Regions from separate parts of the Homo sapiens genome. Here region 2 is linked to region 1. A link is an interaction called in ENCODE POLR2A ChIA-PET data of the cell type or tissue named here. Cell type or tissue: HepG2. All regions are shown on one strand. Each heading gives the region's core, and the rest is flanking DNA. Links, peaks and the distances in the headings are about the cores only.

What was found. ChIA-PET counts read pairs that join two places held together with the same protein. Peaks named below come from ENCODE experiments on the same cell type or tissue, not always from the same donor. Only the 100,000 strongest peaks of a DNase experiment are listed, where the experiment ranks them.
Region 2: POLR2A ChIA-PET joins it to region 1 with 5 read pairs; 8 of 35 experiments call an interaction of 5 or more read pairs at or near these places.

Annotation. Positions count from the first base shown.
Region 1 is chr20:17,675,507-17,678,420 of GRCh38, reverse strand. The region is part of intron 2 of RRBP1 (ribosome binding protein 1); the gene reads left to right. Among named protein-coding and RNA genes, the nearest start is that of RRBP1, 5.3 kb to the left of the region's middle. In HepG2, for the core only: no CTCF peak of the experiment used is centred there; a DNase peak (open chromatin) is centred at 1,250.
Region 2 is chr20:17,817,910-17,820,823 of GRCh38, reverse strand. The region is part of intron 2 of LOC107985440 (a long non-coding RNA gene); the gene reads left to right. Among named protein-coding and RNA genes, the nearest start is that of BANF2, 120 kb to the right of the region's middle. In HepG2, for the core only: no CTCF peak of the experiment used is centred there; no DNase peak of the experiment used is centred there; H3K27me3 peaks cover 10 bases.

The sequences.
Region 1 (2,914 bases), core at 23-2,522:
AAAAAGGAGTGGGAGGGGGGCCACACAGATAGTGGCCCTTTCCTGGAGAGATTTTTTACCCAATGCCCTCAGCATCAAAATGGTGACTTGTAACAAAGACAGAAAATAAATTGATATTAGGTAGAAAGTGATGGCTTGTAAGGGAAGGTAAATATTTAATTTTAAGTGACAGTGCCTAGGCAAGGAGGCACTCTCACTTAGCATATAGAAAATTAGTTCAGGGGCCTCCTAGGAGACTTTTCTTAGGCAGACAAATTCTGGCCGAGTCTCCTGAAGCAGACAACCAGACACCCCCAAAACCAGACGTGTGTGTCCTTTATGTGCATTCAGTAACATGTGTCTTCCACCTGTCAACAATGGGCAGCAACTTTAACTTATCAAGAACATTTTGTGATTTCTAACTTAGATTTTTTTGGCAAGACTAGAATACCTGCCCAGTCCCGAAACCTTTTCAGTTCCAAAGTATTGGAGTTCCAGTGTTCTTGGGTGGCATAAATTGCTTCCTACACCAGTGACTATTTACACAGCTCTGTTATTCTCCATATAACTTTTTTTTCTTTTTCTTTTTTCTCTTTTTTTTTGAGACAAAGTTTCGCTCTTGTTGCCCAGGCTGGAGTCCAATGGCGTGATCTTGGTTTACTGCAACTTCTACCTCCCGGGTTCAAGTGATTCTTCTGCCTCAGCCTCCCAAGTAGCTGGGATTACAGGCATGCGCCACCACACCCGGCTAATTTTGTATTTTTAGTAGAGACGGGGTTTCACCATGTTAGTCAGGCTGGTCTAGAAGTCCTGACCTCAGGTGATCTGCCCTCCTCGGCCTCCCAAAGTGCTAGGATTATAGGCATGAGCCACCGTGCCCGGCCTCCATATAACTTCGAAAGGATCATTGGGCAGTACTGGGGAATAATTTTTGAATTCTTGGTTGTACTTGTGGGCTCATCTTAGTATTAGTACTCTGTAAAGAATAATATAAAACCAAAGTTTAACTTTAAAGGAAGAAGCTGAATGATGGACAGCTACTTGATCTCTTTCTGGTCAGAAAGGAGGCCCACTAAGACTACTGGAAGTTACAGACTATTTATAGTGATAATGAATATCATCTGCTGACTCAAAAGTTGGAATAAAAGACCATCTTGAATTCAAATCTTTAATTCTCTATCCTGGGCAAGGTATAAGCAAACAAGGTCTGTTAGGGTATAAGCAAACAAGGTCTGTTAGGCTGTCTTGAGAGGAATTCCAAACTGGTGCCCTGTGTGAGCTGAACTTGGCCTTCACATGGAATTTGTTTCACTGACCTCATGTTATTAAGCAATTGAGTCACCTTTTAAAAGTGGAATTTTTTTTTTTTTTTTCACTAAAATCTAGATTTTTTGGGCTGGGCACAGTGGCTAATCCCTGTAATCCCAGCACTTTGGGAGGCCAAGGCGGGTGGATCGCTTGAGCCCAGGAGTTTGAGACCAGCCTGGGCAACATGGCAAAACCCCATCTCTATAAAGAATGCAAAAACTAGCCAGGCATGGTGGCATGTGCCTGTAGTCCTGGCTACTCAGGTGGCTGAAGCAGGAGAATCATTTGAACCTGGAAGGTGGAGGTTGCAGTGAGCCAAGATCATACTACACTCCAGCCTAGGCGACAGAGTGAGACTCTGTCTCATAATAAAAAACAAAAACAAAATCTAGATTTTTGGGTTCTCTGGGGGAAAATGGGAATTTCTGGCTACACTAGGTTGACTTTCTTGTGTGGCAGCCGTGGACTGTGTTTGTCCTCTCTAAGCTGGGCCTGTGCTCTCAGTGCCCAGCATCCTACCCCAATATATGTTATGTGCTTGGGTATTGGCAGTCCCTCAGGGTGCTGGGGGCTGTCCGGTGTGACCGGACTAGTCATCAGCTTGTCCCACGGAGCTGCTGTGTGGAGCAGTGGGAGAAGCACTGGTTGGGTGTTCTGATCCCTGGAGTGAGTGAGTGACTTTGGACATGACTTCTCCTCCCTGGGCTTCAGTTTTCTCCCTCCTATAAAATGAAACTAGGCCAGCTAGCTCCACCTTTCAGGCCACAAACCTCGGTTTATCCTTAACTCCTCGCCGTCTCATACCTGTACCCTGTACGCAGCAGGTCCCATCAGCTCTACCTTCCAGACAGAGCCAGTGTGACCATTCTCACCACTTCTGCCTTCTCCCTGGTCCAAACAGCTCTTACCTTTTGATTTTTTATTTCTGAGAGGGTCTTGTTCTATCACCCAGGCTGGAGTACAGTGGCGCAATCACTGCTCACTGCAGTTACAACATTGCAGGCTCAGTTAATCCTCCTGCCTCAGCCTCCTGGGTAGCTGGTACCACAAGTGCATGCTACCACACCCAGTGAATTTTTAGGTTTTTTTGTAGAAATGGTGTCTTGCCACGTTGCCCAGGCTAGTCTTGAACTCCTGGGCTAAAGGAGTCCTCCTGCCTTGGCCACCCAAAGTGCCAGGATTGTAGGCGTGAGCCAGCATGCCCAGCCTGCTCTCACCTCTGCCCCGGGTTATTTCTCTAGCCTCTGGTGGGCTCCCTGCCTTTGCCTATACCCCCTGCCTTCTAGTCTGTTGCCAGAGCAGACCATGTCACTCCTCTGTTCAAGACCCTCCTTGGTCAAGGTCTCCAGTGGCCTCTCAGGGCACTTTCGCTCTAGCTTCACTCCTACCATCTCCCTGTCCTCTGCTGCAGCCACGGTGGCCTCTGTTCCTCAGGCATGCTTCTGCCTCCGGGCCTTTGCGTCTACTTTGGCATATCCCTAAGAGCTTTTCCTTAGATGGCACATGGCTGGCTCCCTCATCTCCTTCAGGCCTGTTGGCTACCCTGTGTGGAGTGTCAGCCTCTGACGCTCTCCCACCCCCACTCCCTGCCCCCCTTCTCTGCATCACTTTCTCTTCATCACCCCCT
Region 2 (2,914 bases), core at 327-2,826, 140 kb before region 1:
GGGAAATCAGCAAATGTTACAAGTCGGGGTCCTCCCATCCCCCAGAAAGCTGGCTACCAGCACAGCACTGCTTATCTTCCTATTCCCTGGGCTGGATGCGAGCTTCATGAGGGAGGGCGGGGCATCTCTGAAAGCCCATGTGTCTCCCACCAACAGCTCTTGACAGGCACCGCACTCAACAGGAACTTTAAGCTGAAGTTTAACTCGTGTGATGCAAGGGTCCCTGAAACTGGACGTGAGATGGGTAAGGTAGTGGAGTCATGAGAGAGGGGAGAGGCTCTGAACATTAAAAGTACCAAAAACTCACCCTTTTCTATTCCGGGTGTCAAAGACCACCAAGGACCCCACCACTCTTGTGGCCTCCCATTTTTTACCTTCCATGTTTGAAAAATGACAATAGTTAATACTTCCTGGATGCTGTGGTAGGTTAAAGATGGCCACACATTCTTTGCTACTCTTCTTGTTGGGATGTGGGGTCTGTGTCCCTTCTTGCTGAATTTGGAGAGGCTCTGTGGGCACTTGGCCAGTAGAAAATGGTGGAAGTGCTGCCATACTAGTTTCTGGGCCAGGCCTTAGGTGTCTGTGTCTGGCAGCTTCCACTTCCACTGCTGGGACTCCTGCTCTGGGAGCTTTGACCTTTGTAAGAAGTTTGACTACCCTGGGCTGGTCATCCTGAAGAGGCCACGTGTGGGTACTCTGATCAATATCCCAGCTAAGATCAGCCTTCCAGCTGTCCCCACCAATGCACCAGACATGTAAGTGAAGCTCCTTCAAACCAGCCAACTTACCTTCTAGACACAAAGGGACTGTCCTAGAGCCATGAGGAGCAGAACAGTTGCCCAACCCAGCCCTGCCCAGATTCCCAATCCATAAAATTGTGAGAGATAGTAGAATGGGGGTTGTCTTGGATCACTAAGCCTTGGAGTCATTTGTTACACAGCAGTGCTTACTTAACTTACTATGTTTCAGACACTGGGCTGGGCATTTTAGTTGCTTTATTCCAATTAATCTTTACACCATCTTCATGGAGCAAGCCTTATTATCATCTCCTTTTTACAGATGAGGCAATTGAGGCTTAGAGAGGTTGAGTGCTATGGAATGAATTGTGTCTCCCCCAGAATATGTATGCTGGAGCCCTCACCCCCAAATGTGGCTATATTTAGAGGTAGGGTCTTTAAAGAAGTAATTAAGGTTAAATGAGTCATAGATCATAAGGGTGGGGCCCTAATCTGATATGATTAGTGTCCTTAGAAGAAGAGGAAAAGAGCAGAAGTTCATATGCACAGAGAAAAGGCCATGAAGACAGTAAGAAGGCAAGCCAAAGGTGTAGGATAAACCAGCCCTGCTGACAACTTGATCTTGAACTTCCAGCCTCCAGATGAGAATACATTTCTGTTTAAGCCACCCAGTCCGTGATGTTTGTGACGGCAGCCTGAGCAGACTCACACACTGAGAGCATCCCAAGGTCATACCAATACAGCCCTAGACCCTCACAAGTAGGGGGCCCTACCCCGCACCCAGTACTGTAGAGGGCCCTTCTCTGGCCCTCCTCTGGCCTTGCCCCTCCCCACAGACTGAGGAGTCTGGTTGCTGTGGGATCATGTCTACTCAGGGCCTGAGACCTTCTGGGCCATATTTCATGTACCTGGGGCCCTGGAATTTTTTTTTTTTTTTTTTTAAGATACAGTCTTGTTCTGTTGCGTGCGCTGGAGTGCAGTGGTGTGATCATAGCTCACTTCAGCCTTGACCTCCTGGGCTCAAGTGATCCTCCCACTTCAACCTCCTGAGTAGCTGGGACCACAGGCACATGCCACCATGCCCAGCTAATTTAAAAAAAATTTTTTTATAGAGATAATGTCCCGTTATGTTGCCCAGGCTGGTCTGGAACTCCTGGGCTAAAGTAGTCCTCCCGCCTTGGCCTCACAAAGTTCTGGGATTATAGTCAGGAGCCACCATGCCCAGCCCAACCCTGGATTTTCTGCCCAAATGGTTAGGAGCCTCCTCCCAGGACCCATGTTGGTCTTGTTTCTAGGTGTGTCCCCCCAAAAGTGACCTGAGACTAGAGCAGGTAGGTGCAGGAGCTATCAAGTGGTAGCTCTTCGTGGACATGTGGATGGGACTTGGATTTCAGGCTGAGTATCTGTGTGCATGCACACAAGACCCCCTGCAATGCCAGACAGAATTGTTGTGGGACAGGTAAGAGGCCAGGCCATGGCCAGGGTGAACTCTTCTTAGACTGCCACACTCTGGAGTAGAACCGTGCAGAGCCCTAGAATCCTGAACTCAAATCCAGCCTCATGGGTCATATATGTCAAAGTAGGAGCATGGAACATATTTTATTGAACAGTTTGTTTGCTTGATTTATAGTGTTTAAATACTCAGACATATGGCACATGGGCCGCCATTTGGACCCGTGAGCTAGGCCTGCCTGCACAGCTGCCGTGACTGAGCCAGGGCCGGAGCCCAGGGCCACCACACGGGATCCCTCCAAGCTTATTGCCCAGAGAAGGGTAGAGATAGTGGGGCGGATGGGCTAAGAGGAGATGCAAATACTAGTGCTTTTAAGTCCACTATTAGCCAGGTGTGGTGGTGCACACCTGTAGTCCCAGCTACTTGGGAGGCTGAAGCAGGAGGATCACTTGAGTCCAGGAGTTCCAGGCTACAGTGAGCTATGATTGCACCACTGCAGAGTGAGACCCTGTCTCAAAACAAAAAATAAAAATTAAAAAATAAGAGTTCTGCTACCAGTGCTGTAGTATCTCAAACTCATTTCTAACTTGGACCAAAGACAAATGGCTGCAGAGCCTGGAGACCACTAGGATGCTGGATTTAGGGACTCCAGCTGCTCATGGGACCATCCAGGTGGGAGACAGCGTGGCTTCAGGGCCCCCTCCTGACCCCCTTCATGACGAGC